3 separate regions of the Homo sapiens genome follow, and all the other regions are linked to region 2. Evidence: chromatin contacts called from ENCODE Hi-C data. All regions are on one chromosome and are shown on one strand. The core of a region is the stretch at or near the end of the contact, and the rest is flanking DNA. Distances in the headings are between cores, read along the strand shown. Region 1 holds the start of D2HGDH (D-2-hydroxyglutarate dehydrogenase). Region 2 holds the start of SNED1 (sushi, nidogen and EGF like domains 1). Region 3 holds the start of ATG4B (autophagy related 4B cysteine peptidase).

The links. Hi-C counts contacts between places; a loop is a spot of excess contacts on that map. Pooled maps may share reads with other maps.
Region 1: a loop to region 2 is called in a map of CD14-positive monocyte, with 4 times the contacts of the local background. The contact joins the promoter of D2HGDH here to the promoter of SNED1 in region 2. A Hi-C loop is called at or near these places in 2 of 168 maps with a recorded cell type or tissue (CD14-positive monocyte and gastrocnemius medialis) and 4 of 50 pooled maps.
Region 3: a loop to region 2 is called in a map of endothelial cell of umbilical vein, with 5 times the contacts of the local background. The contact joins the promoter of ATG4B here to the promoter of SNED1 in region 2. A Hi-C loop is called at or near these places in 1 of 168 maps with a recorded cell type or tissue (endothelial cell of umbilical vein).

Annotation. Positions count from the first base shown.
Region 1 is chr2:241,732,581-241,736,105 of GRCh38, reverse strand. D2HGDH (D-2-hydroxyglutarate dehydrogenase) reads right to left here and starts at 1,476. Exons shown (of 10, transcript NM_152783.5): 1 at 1,411-1,476; 2 at 590-973. The coding sequence starts at 881. RefSeq lists an enhancer at 410-649 and silencers at 690-799, 810-1,859, 1,900-1,949.
Region 2 is chr2:240,996,532-241,000,178 of GRCh38, reverse strand. SNED1 (sushi, nidogen and EGF like domains 1) reads right to left here and starts at 1,561. Exons shown (of 32, transcript NM_001080437.3): 1 at 1,129-1,561. The coding sequence starts at 1,341. RefSeq lists a silencer at 1,510-1,929.
Region 3 is chr2:241,636,359-241,639,751 of GRCh38, reverse strand. ATG4B (autophagy related 4B cysteine peptidase) reads right to left here and starts at 2,059. Exons shown (of 13, transcript NM_013325.5): 1 at 2,028-2,059. The coding sequence starts at 2,037. THAP4 (THAP domain containing 4) reads left to right here and starts at 2,594. Exons shown (of 6, transcript NM_015963.6): 1 at 2,594-2,811. The coding sequence starts at 2,735. RefSeq lists enhancers at 578-1,111, 1,511-2,438 and silencers at 1,602-1,741, 1,782-1,971, 1,992-2,041, 2,412-2,761, 2,792-2,861 and 1 more.

The DNA of each region.
Region 1 (3,525 bases), core at 227-2,726, 740 kb before region 2:
TGAGATTACAGGCAGAGCCACTGCGCCAGGCAAACTTGGGTTGTTGGCAGGGCGGGGTGGCTCACGCCTGTAATCCCAGCAATTTGGGAAGCCGAGGCGGACGGATCACGAGGTCAAGAGATCGAGACCATCCTGGCCAACATGGTGAAACCCTGTCTCTACTAAAAATACAAAAATTAGCGGAACGTGGTGGCGGGCGCCTGTAGTCGCAGCTACTAGGGAGGCTGAGGCAGGCAAATCGCTTGAACCCGGGAGGCAGAGGTGGCAGTGAGCCGACGTCGCGCCACTGCACTCCGGCCTGGCGACAGAGTGAAACTCCGTGACTGCACTCCAGCCTGGCGACAGAGTGAGACTCCGTCTTAAAAAAAAGAAAAAACAAAACAACAACAACAACAAAACTTGGGTTGTTCTAAGCGACTCGTTCGTGGTCATTCATTCCAGCAGCCTGTGGCGGTGCACACGCCCCTCTCAGCGCAGCCAGGGGCTGGCACCCCCATCCAGGTTGTTCTCAGCCCGCTTTGAAGCCTCCACGGGAAGGCGCAGCGGAGCAGGGACGCGGAAACGCCGCAGCTTCCCAAGCCTCACCCACCTCGCAGCGTCCGCAACCAGTCCACGTTGGGAGCCTGCAGCGCTTCCGGGTCCGTGACGACCCCGCCGGGCACGATGCGCTCAAAGGCGGCCAGGTCCTGCTTAGACACCGTGGAGAACGGCAAGCGCCGCACGGGGTAGCGCTCCCGGGTCAGCGGCACCTCGGGGGTCCCCGGGGCGGAGCAGCAGCCTCTGCGGGCCAGGGGGCCAACCGGCCGACCCCAAGAACCCGCGGCTCCCGGAGCACCCCGCAACAGCCACGCGGGCCACGCCAGAGGCCGACGGGGCAGCATCGCCGCCGGGACGGAGACCTCGGGCTCCTCCTTGGTGGGGGGCCGGTACTCAGGGCCCGGAGGGGAAGGGCAGGGAGCCGCTGGCTGCGCGCCTGGAAGTGGCCAAGGGTAATTTCATGTTTTATGCACGTTGTACAAATTGAAACACGCTTGCAGAAGCAGGGAGGGGGCAGGAGGGCAGCGAAGGGAAGGCTCCGAGCACCCGGGCCCTCCCCCTGCCCGGGCCGCAACCCCGCGAGCGCGCGAAGCCCCACGCAGCAGGCCTGGACTTAGCGACGCGCAGGCTCGGGGCGGCCTCGCCGGGACCTTGCCCAGGACCCCGTTCCTCCGAGCTCGCCCCCCGAGGGGATCCCGCGGACGCGCGCGCGTGTTCCACGCGGTCACGTGACGAGCTGCAGCGCCGTCCCCCTCCCCCCACAGGCACCGACTGGCTGACGGCGCCCGAGATCGCGCCCCGCCACCCCGACCCGCGGCTGAACCGCAGACCGGGACCCTCAGCCCAGCGCTCCGCGCGGCCGCGCGCACGCACCCACGATCACGTCCCGAGCTCCAACCCGCAGCGCCCGCCGCAGGCCCAGAGCCGCCGAGCCGGAGTGGGCGGGGCGACGCCGCGCCTGCGCATTGACGGCTCCGCCCAGCGGCCGAAGCCCCGCCCCGCGCGCCTAACGGGCCCCGCCCCGCCTGCCCTCCAGGCCCAGCCCTGCGCGCCTACAGTCCCCGCCCCGCCGTCCAAGCCCCGCCCCGACTGGCACCGGAGGCTCGACGGCCACCGCCTCGTCCTGCGTTTCCTGAGGGCCTCCGGCGCGCCGGCTGTCGGGCGCATCCCTCCAGGTAGAGAAGGGACTAGGCTGAGCGCAGCCCAAGACGCCCAAGCAGCAGCTGGAGGGTTCTCCAGAACGAGGCCCGGGACGTGGGCTCGGCCGAGGGACCTGGGGGCCGGCCCGCTCCTCCGAGGCCGAGCCCAGGGGGCGCCCCTTTCCCCAGCGGCCTCCCCAGCTCCTGCACGGACCACCCCTCCTGGGTCCCCAGCCTTAGCTTAGGGGGCAGCTGCCTCCTGCAGGTGTTTTCTTGCCTCCCTGTCCCTTCTGCCTGTTCAGCCCTCCGTGCCCTCAAACCCTTTGCACACCTGGGGAGCTCCTGCCCTCCTGACGCAGTAACTGCTGTCCCGAGGAGCCTCCCGGCCTGGGATCCCCTGCCTGAGGCATCGCCAGCACTTGTTTTGTGTTTTTTTGAGACAGGGTCTAGCTCTGTTGCCCAGGCTGGAGTTCTGGGGTTGATCTCAGCTCACTGCAACCTCTGCCTCCCGAGCTCAAACCATCCTCCCACCTCGGCCACCCAAGTAGCTGGGACTACGGGCGTGCACCACCACACCCGGCTAATTTTTTGTTGTTGTTGTATTTTTGTAGAGATGAGGTCTCATGTGCTGCCCAGGCTGGTCTCGAACTCCTGGACTCAAGCGATCCGCCCGCGTCGGCCTCCCAAAGCACTTGTTACTTCAGCTCACCCAATTCCATAGAACCCTAGCGGGTGCAGAGGATGCCAATCTCTGAGCAGATGAGGGCAGAGAGCAGGAGACCACACTTGGCCCGAGGCAGGACTGCGGAGCTGTGCAAGAGGTGGAGGCTACGCCCGTGACAGCAGATGGGTCCTGGTAGTCACACAGAAAACCGGCGAGCTGGATTTGTCCTGGTGATGAGGCTCTGGAGCAGCAGTTGCAAGGAGTCATTCCTGTCCTCCTTAACCACATCCCCAGAGGCCACTCACCTTCTTCCCAGGTGAATCATTCATACAACCCTGGAAAGGAGACATCCACCTGGCCCTTCCTACCTGGCTGGCCCTTGCTCTGCAGATGAGTGTGGGAGTTTGCCCATTGTCAAGGGTAACTGTTGCAATTACACATTCAGGAACTGGAAAGACGACCACAGATGAGGTCTGTGGACCCCCTTACCACCTGACCTCCACACGCCCTCCCTTTGACTAGCAGGCCAGTGGCATCTTGGACCCCTGGGATTAGGAATGATTCAAAACCCATAAAGATTACCACCCATACCATCCCCTAAAATAACTGATTTTTCTGACCAGGCACGGTGGCTCACGCCCATAATACCAGCACTTTGGGAGGCTGAGGCAGGTGGATCACCTGAGGTCAGGAGTTCGATACCAACTGTGGGCGGCAAGCCACCCAGGTGCCGAGGCAAGAGACCGAAGACACGAGCTGTTCCAGTATAATAAAATAAGAATAGTTATACCAGATATAGATCTTAGATATGATTATATATGAATATCATTAATCATTAGTTGGTAGCAATTACTCTTTATTCCAATATTATAATAATCCTCGCTCTACAATCATAACCTAGGAAAAACCAGGCCATACAGAGATAGGAGCTGAGGGGACATAGTGAGGAGTGACCAGAAGAGTGCGAGCCTTCTGTTATGCCCAGACAGGGCCACCAGAGGGCTCCTTGGTCTAGCGGTGACGCCAGCGTCTGGGAAGACACCCGTTACCTAGCGGACCGTGGTCTAGCGGTAGCGAAAAGTGTCAAGAAACACCACCCGCTACTTAGCAGACCGGAAAAGGGAGTCTCCCTTTCCCCGGGGGAGTTTAGAGACGACTGTACTCCTCCACCTCTTGTGGAGGACC
Region 2 (3,647 bases), core at 312-2,811:
CAGAGGATGTGGATGGTGACGACGGGAAGCTGGGGACCATGGGGAAGGTGGTGGTGGAGGCAGTGCTGCTGGTGGTGGGGTTGAAGGAGGTGGTGTTGACGGAGGAGTTGGCAGTACAGGTGGTGTTACTCCGGGCAGCACAGATGGCAGAGGCGATGTGGCTGGCAGTGGGTTGAGGCTGGAGGTGGGCGAGGGTATGAGAGGGCTGATGGTGGAGGTGGCCGTGGTGACGGAGCTGGAGGGGACTCTACTTGAGGCTGGCCCAGCAGTTTTCTAGATATGATCTGGGGTGTTTCAGGGAACCACCAGGTACCAGTGCACCGTGGCCTACTCAGGGCGAGTGCTCCATGCAGTTACCAGGTGCATTTCATTCCCTGGGCTGCCATAAGGGCTTGGCCTGGGGTCACACTCTGGGAGCCATGGAGACAGAACCGGCACTCGGGCCTGTTCCTTCAGCTGAGCTGAGCCTGCTGTCATGAGTCCCTGGCCCCAGGAGTCCCACTGGGAGTCCTGTTTGGAGAGTCTGAGCCTGAGCGGCCAGCCCCCAGACTGCGGAGAGGACGGCAGGGAGGGGCAAGCCTGTTGCTAGCCCGCCTAGGAGGGTCAGCGAAGAAGCAGGCCCTGCCCTGAGCGCCTGGGCAAGGGGTCCAGCCTCCTGGCTCTGGGCCGCACTGGCGTCCACGGGGGGCGGGGCTGAAATGGCCCAAGGAGGGGCTGCAACCTTCGCAGGCCCGGCGCCCCACTTGGGAAACTGAGGCCCGGGAAGCCCGTGCCCACGGCCACATTGCCATGTGTGAAAACCAGGGCAGTACCAGGACCCCTGCTCTCCCCTGGGAATCAGGCGCCGGGAAGACGCGCTCGGCAGGTCTGGCAGGGGCCGGGGCGCCGCGCTCCACTCGCCCCCGCCTCGGTGCCCGGCGGCTGCCGCCCCCGCCCCGCCCGCGCGCCTCTCCCGCGGGCCGCTGTCCGGCCTTGGCCGCCGAGGAGGAAGCGCTGTCCTCATTCCACCTCGGGCCGCCCCGGTGCCAAGTGGCTGGCGGCGGCGGCGGGAGTCCGGGCCCGGCGGGCAGCGGCCGGGGCGCAGCTCCCTCCCCTCCCGGGCGCCCCGCGAGCCCGGGGGTTACTCACGTAGAGTCCGGAGTGCTCGGCACCGAAGAACGGGAAGGGCACCGAGAGCGGCCGCAGCCCCGAGCCGCCGTCGTCCTGCTTGGGGGTGACGGCGTCGCCGCGCTCGGCGCCGAACGGGTAGAAGTCGGCAAGGGCCACCGCGCCGCGCACCCCGCGCGCCCCAAGCCCCAGGGCCGCGGCCACCAGCAGCGCCCAGGCGACGCCGTGCCGCATCGCGGAGGTGTGCGGGCGGGACGGGGCGCTGGCGGAGCAGGGCGCTGGGGGACTAGGCTGCGCGCGGGGGTGGCCGGCAGGGCCAGGCGGGGTGCGGGGAGCGCGGGCGCGCCCGCTGGCCGCGCCGTCGGGGGCTCCGCGTCCCGCGCCCGTTCGGCCGGGCCGCGCTCTCGCCGCAGCTCCGCAGAGGAAAGCGCCGGGCGGGACCGCGTTCGGGGCCAGCCCCGCCCCTGGGGCCACGATTTAAATATCCAGCCCGGCGGTCACTCGGGGGGGCGGGGCCATGCAAATCGGGCGTCTCTTAAAGCGCCAGGCCCCGTGGGAGGGCGCGGGCGCGCGGGGAGCTCAGTCCCCTGGCGTGGGCACAGGCAAGGTGAGGGCTCTGCGGGCGCGCGCCCTGTGGTGGGGCCATGCTCCGCCCTGGGTCCCTACCCTGGTGGAGGCGCCTGGGCCCTCAGTGCCGTCCTGGGACAGACCTGTGTCCCTAAGGCCTGAGACGCTGGGCCCGCCCTGAAGGCGTGTCATCACGCGGGGGGCGGGAGGGGACCCTGGCCAGGCAGTGCCTGAATGAACCCGTTCCGTGCTGCCCCCTTCCCAGCCCTGAGCATGGGGACGCCAGGCTTCCAGCCACAGGGGCAGACTAACCCCGGAGCCCACTCCCTGCCTGGGTCTGTGTGAGGAAGAGCCCGGGCCGGAGACTAGGAGGCATGGAACAAAGTGTTTGCATCTGCGTGGCCGCATCAGGAGAAATTCCTGGGAGGCTCGGGACCTCGGGGCGACCCCTGGGTAAAGCAAACCCTCCGTGGGGAAGACTGACCCACTCAGGCCCTGGGGGCAAGTGCGTGCATGACACCGGCCTTGGCAGGTGGGGGCAGGACTCTGAGTCCCAGTATTTGAATTCAGGGTCCCCACCCTGTGGCCTGCCAGCCCTGCCCCCTGTCTCTTGGGCTGCTGGCCTGGGCTGCCTGTCTGTCCTTCCTCAGGGCCTCAGCCGGGACCACCTCTATGTCCCCAGGCCCATGGCAGGGTCTGATTCCTGGAACTCACCCGGCCCACCGTGGTCTCTTCTCTTAGATCCTGGTGTTGGGTGGTGTTGGCTGCGTGCCACACTGGGGCCCCCAAAGATAAGAGTGCACCCCTCGAAGACAAGCAGGAAAGGCCGGGCTGATGGTAACTGCATCTACCACTGAGGTGCTGGGTGGTTTTTTGTTTGTCTTTGCGTTTGTATCTTCTGAAATATCTCAAGTGAGCACGTGTTGTTTTTCAGTGAGAGCCAGGCACAGTCAATGTTATTTTTAAGAAGCAGCGGAGGGTTCTCTGCGTGTGACTGGGTGTTGCCGGTTCTCACAGATCCTGCACTTGGTGTTTTCACTCAGAGGTTCATGACCCTTTAGACTTGGTGTCAGGGCCGGGTGCAGAATTGTTAAGGAGGAGCTGACCCTGCACTGGCACCTCCTGAAAGCTTGCCCCTGGCGCCTCTCCCACCCTGCATGGGGTGGCAATTCTGTTTGCAGAGAGGCAAACTGGGCCTGGGAGGGGAAGGGCTCTGTCCCGCAGTTAGCCCTTAGGTCACCGTCCCAGCTTTCAGAGCTCCAGGACAGCAGCACAGCCATGGTTCCAGGGCCAGAAAGGTCAAGGCCTCCTGTCTTTGGAGGGAGGCACCAGAGAGGGCGTGGAACTGTAGAATCCCTACTTGAGGCCGGCTCTCGGTGAGAGCCTGGCAAGGAGAGACATGTCTCCACGCACATGCACACACGTCCACGCACACATGCATACTTATTCACATGCACGGAGGCAGCATATGCCCATACGTGGGGCCTCAAGAACATGCTTTAACCCCTTCCTCAGCCCAGCCCTGGCCTCCCTGGTCAGGGAGGGCTGCTCCCACCTCTGGCTGGCACAGGCCGTGGAGTCAGGACAAGGCCCCATGTAGCAGCGTTGGGAACAGAGCTGCCAGGCGTCACCGTGGCGGGAATCAGGGAGAACGCTTTTCTATTTGTCTTTTTTCTAGAAAAACCTGGCAGCCCTCTACCCTCTTTTCAGTGCATTTGGGGCCTGGCTGGAAGGCCCCTCCGGTGAGTTTGCGAAGGTGGGAGGCGGCAGTGCCAACCCCAGGGCAGGATTTCTCCGCTGAAGAGGTGTTGTCATGGGGACGTGAGGCTTTGACCCCCACTAGGGCTGGCCCACCTCCTGCCCTGTCCCTACTACCCATCCACTTCCCACCACATGCTCCTGCTCTGCTCTCAGAGCCCAGCCTGGGGTGCTGCCTCCCAGCCAGCTGCCCAGGCCAGGCGCCCTTCTCCCCA
Region 3 (3,393 bases), core at 810-3,309, 640 kb before region 2:
CAGACAAATCAGCACACACTCCCCATTCTGAGCCTATAAAAGCCCTGGACCCAGCCACACCAAGGGAGACCACCCGACTTTGGGTGGAAGACCACCCTTGAGTCCCCTCTCTGCTGAGGGGTGTTTCATCACTCAATAAAACTATTCTCCACCCTCCTCACCCTTCGATTGTCAGTGTTAAGTGTAGTCTCATTCTTCTTGGACGTGGGACAAGAACTAGGGACCCAATGAATGCAAGTACAAAGAAGGCTGTAACACTGTGGCCCTGGGCCCTCTGCCGGCAAAGGGCAGCCACCCACTGTGACACCCCACGTGACAGGAGGCAGCAAAGGGAAGCAGCGGGGACGGAGCCAGCCCCAGAGCTATAGCCTGGAGCAGGGCAATGGGAGTAACAGGGCTGCTGACACTCTGCAACACCCCCTCTTGGGCTTCAGGGTTGTAAGCACCCCTGCTTGGGCGCCACTACCTTCCCCTTGTCTGGACACCAGAATCCACTGTCCCTTTGTCTGGACGCTGGAGTCCGCCGTGGGAGTTGCTTGCCACATGTCTAGCTGTAAGCTCTGCAGAGCCCACTCTGGTGCCTGCGCTTGAAACAGCTGGCGGGACCCGGCACTCACTCACCCACACACCCACTCCCGCCAGGGGCTGAGCATACAGTCATGGTGGCCATGGTATCCGTGCCATAGTGCAAACCAGGTGCCCACCGGTGGACCAAGTAGATGGGGTATCTCCTGCGGCGAGCCTGGACCCAAGCAAGGCCTGGGCAGGGGCCTCGCCAGCCGGAGGTCTCTGGCTGCCAGAGTGGCTGAGAAAAATCCTGCATCACAAACAATAACACCTAAAAAGATATAATACAACAGTTGTAAAATAGTAAACAACAAATAGTACACAGCTGCAAATAGTTCAACCGTGAATGACGGTTATTCTAAAAGACAAACTTCACAAGATATACACCTGGTCAACATGCTCCTTAGGGAGTCAGGGCTCCTGTTTCCTCCAGCCACCTACCACATTTAAGTGGTGAGCTGCTACAAATCATTTTAATAGATATTGGCAATACACATTACAGTTTTCCAACTCAGATCTTAATAAATTTATGTTGTAGCTACCAGAAAAATAAAAAGTAAAAACAATCCCATTCAGAATGACAGAATTAAACCAGATGAAAATCTTTCTTTACAGATGGGGGATACTTGGTAAAAGGCAAATCAGTTCCCACAAAGAATGAATGAGCTAAAACTTCTGTGTAAAAATATTTCTAGGGCTACTGGGCTAGCGATGGGTTTGGCGCTGACTTAAAATAATCTTGCTAGCAAAAATGGAGCGGAAGCATGAAAGGATAGGAAAAAAACCAACACTCCCTATACACACACACACACACTCCTTCTCTTTCTCTCTCTCTTAGGACCCCAAGAAACTAAGACCCGATGATACAAATTCACTGTTTCTCTTTCTCGTCACGGAAAAGCAGCTTGGAGAATCTACTGGTTACTAAATTGAAGACAAAAACAAAAAAGATACGTATACTGTGATGAACACGTCACGTTTCTCTCCTCCAACCTACCAATAACTTCATAAAAGTTAAAGAGCTTCCATCCCTTCACGCTCAGCTGCGGAAAGGCTACGCTTTCGCCCGCCGCTCGCGTCCCCGGCCCGGACCGCGGCCGCCCCGTTCGCCGCCGCGCCTCTCCCCGCCCGGCAGGCTCCGCCGCCCTCCACGGCCGACCTGGCGCAAGGGCCTGTGCAGCCACAACCTCCGGAGCGCTCCGGACGGGACCGGAAAAGCAGAAGCTCCAGCGCAACCGACGGCGGGTTCCGCGGCGCAGTGCGCCGCCGTCCCCCTCCCGCTCCCACCGCCCACCACCCACCAACACCGCCCCGCGCTCCCGCAGCGCCCGCCGCCCCGGCCCAGCCTGGCCCGCACCGGCGTGCCCCGAGGCGAGTCGCGGCAGCCCGACCCGAGCAGGGGAGGCCAATGATAAGGCGAGCACCTCCTGCGGAAAGACCGACCCCCGGCAACTCCTCACCTGCGTCCATCTTCCCAGTCCGGCCGCCGACTGACCCGAGCGGCGTCGCTCCGACGGGCCAGCAACGCGACGCGGCGACGGGACGCCGCGGGGGCCAATAGGTGTGCCGGCGCAGGCGGCGAAGACGATACGGCGCGCGAGCGGAAATACGCGGGAGCCGCCATTTTGGCGTACGGCCGGGCCGACGCGAGCCCCGGGGCGCCCTGCGGGCGGCATGGGGTCGTGTCGTGGGACGACGGCTGGTTCTGCTGTCCGACGGGACACTGTGTGCCATGGGTGGCGCTTCCTCCTCTTAGAGGACCCAGGAGCAGTTGTCGAGGCGGCAGAGGCGAGCTCTGTCCCCGTCCGAGCAGCCATCTTGCGGTACGGACGTGCTCGGCGCGCCCATGTCGCGGTACGGACTTGCCCCGCCGGGGCGACTCCCCCGCCCGTCTGCCCGCCTGCCGACGGACGCTGCGAGGGGCCTGCGGCGCCCCGCTGGTCCGAAGACGCCCGAACCCGCGGCTGGCGAGGACGCGGGCGGGGGCTGGGGCGGGGGCGGGCCCGCTGCGGGCGCCTGCGCCTCCATCTTGCCGTACGGCGCGGACGCCGCGGGCCGGCCCACGTCCCGAGCCGTGTCGCCGCCGCGCTCCCTCCCTCGGGGCGGTCCGCGGGCGGGCGGGCGGCTAGGGCCGGGGCCTGGCTGCGCGGCTGGGCCAAGGCCCGCGATGGTGATCTGCTGTGCGGCCGTGAACTGCTCCAACCGGCAGGGAAAGGGCGAGAAGCGCGCCGTCTCCTTCCACAGGTACGCGGGCCCCGGGCCGCCACGCCCCCGCCCCGACCCGGCCCTGCGGGGAAACTGAGGCCCCGCGGCCGGCCCGAACGCGGGGGGCGGGGGCGCCGGGCCTCGGCGGCCGGGGCGCGGGGGAGCGGGCGTGGGCGCTGTGTGACCTTGGCCCGGCCGCCGTCTCTGGGCCGGGCGCCTCGGGCAGCGCAGCCGCCCCCACCCCGGCCGCCTGGGTCCGCCCTGCGCGCGATCGATCCGGCCGGCGCCTAGGCTTCAGAAGCCGCACGCTCTGGAAGCGCAGGTCCTGGGCCGATTGTCCTGCTCGGCCGCGACTGCTGACTCTCCGGACCGCGCGGGCCGTCGGCCTGGATGTCTGCGAGCAGGAGCGACCGGGCAGACGCGACCTGCGCCTCCGTAGCTGACAGCCCCCGAGAGGGCTTTCCGGGACTGGGCCCCCGAGCCCAGGACGCGGGTACGCGCGGAGAGTCTACGGGACGGCCGGCTGGGGACGGCATCCTCCTGCGCTCCCTTAGAGCCTGGCCCGGGGCTCTCGGCCGCTTCCCACGTGGGCCCCCGCGGCAGGGCCCAAACCCCTCTAAG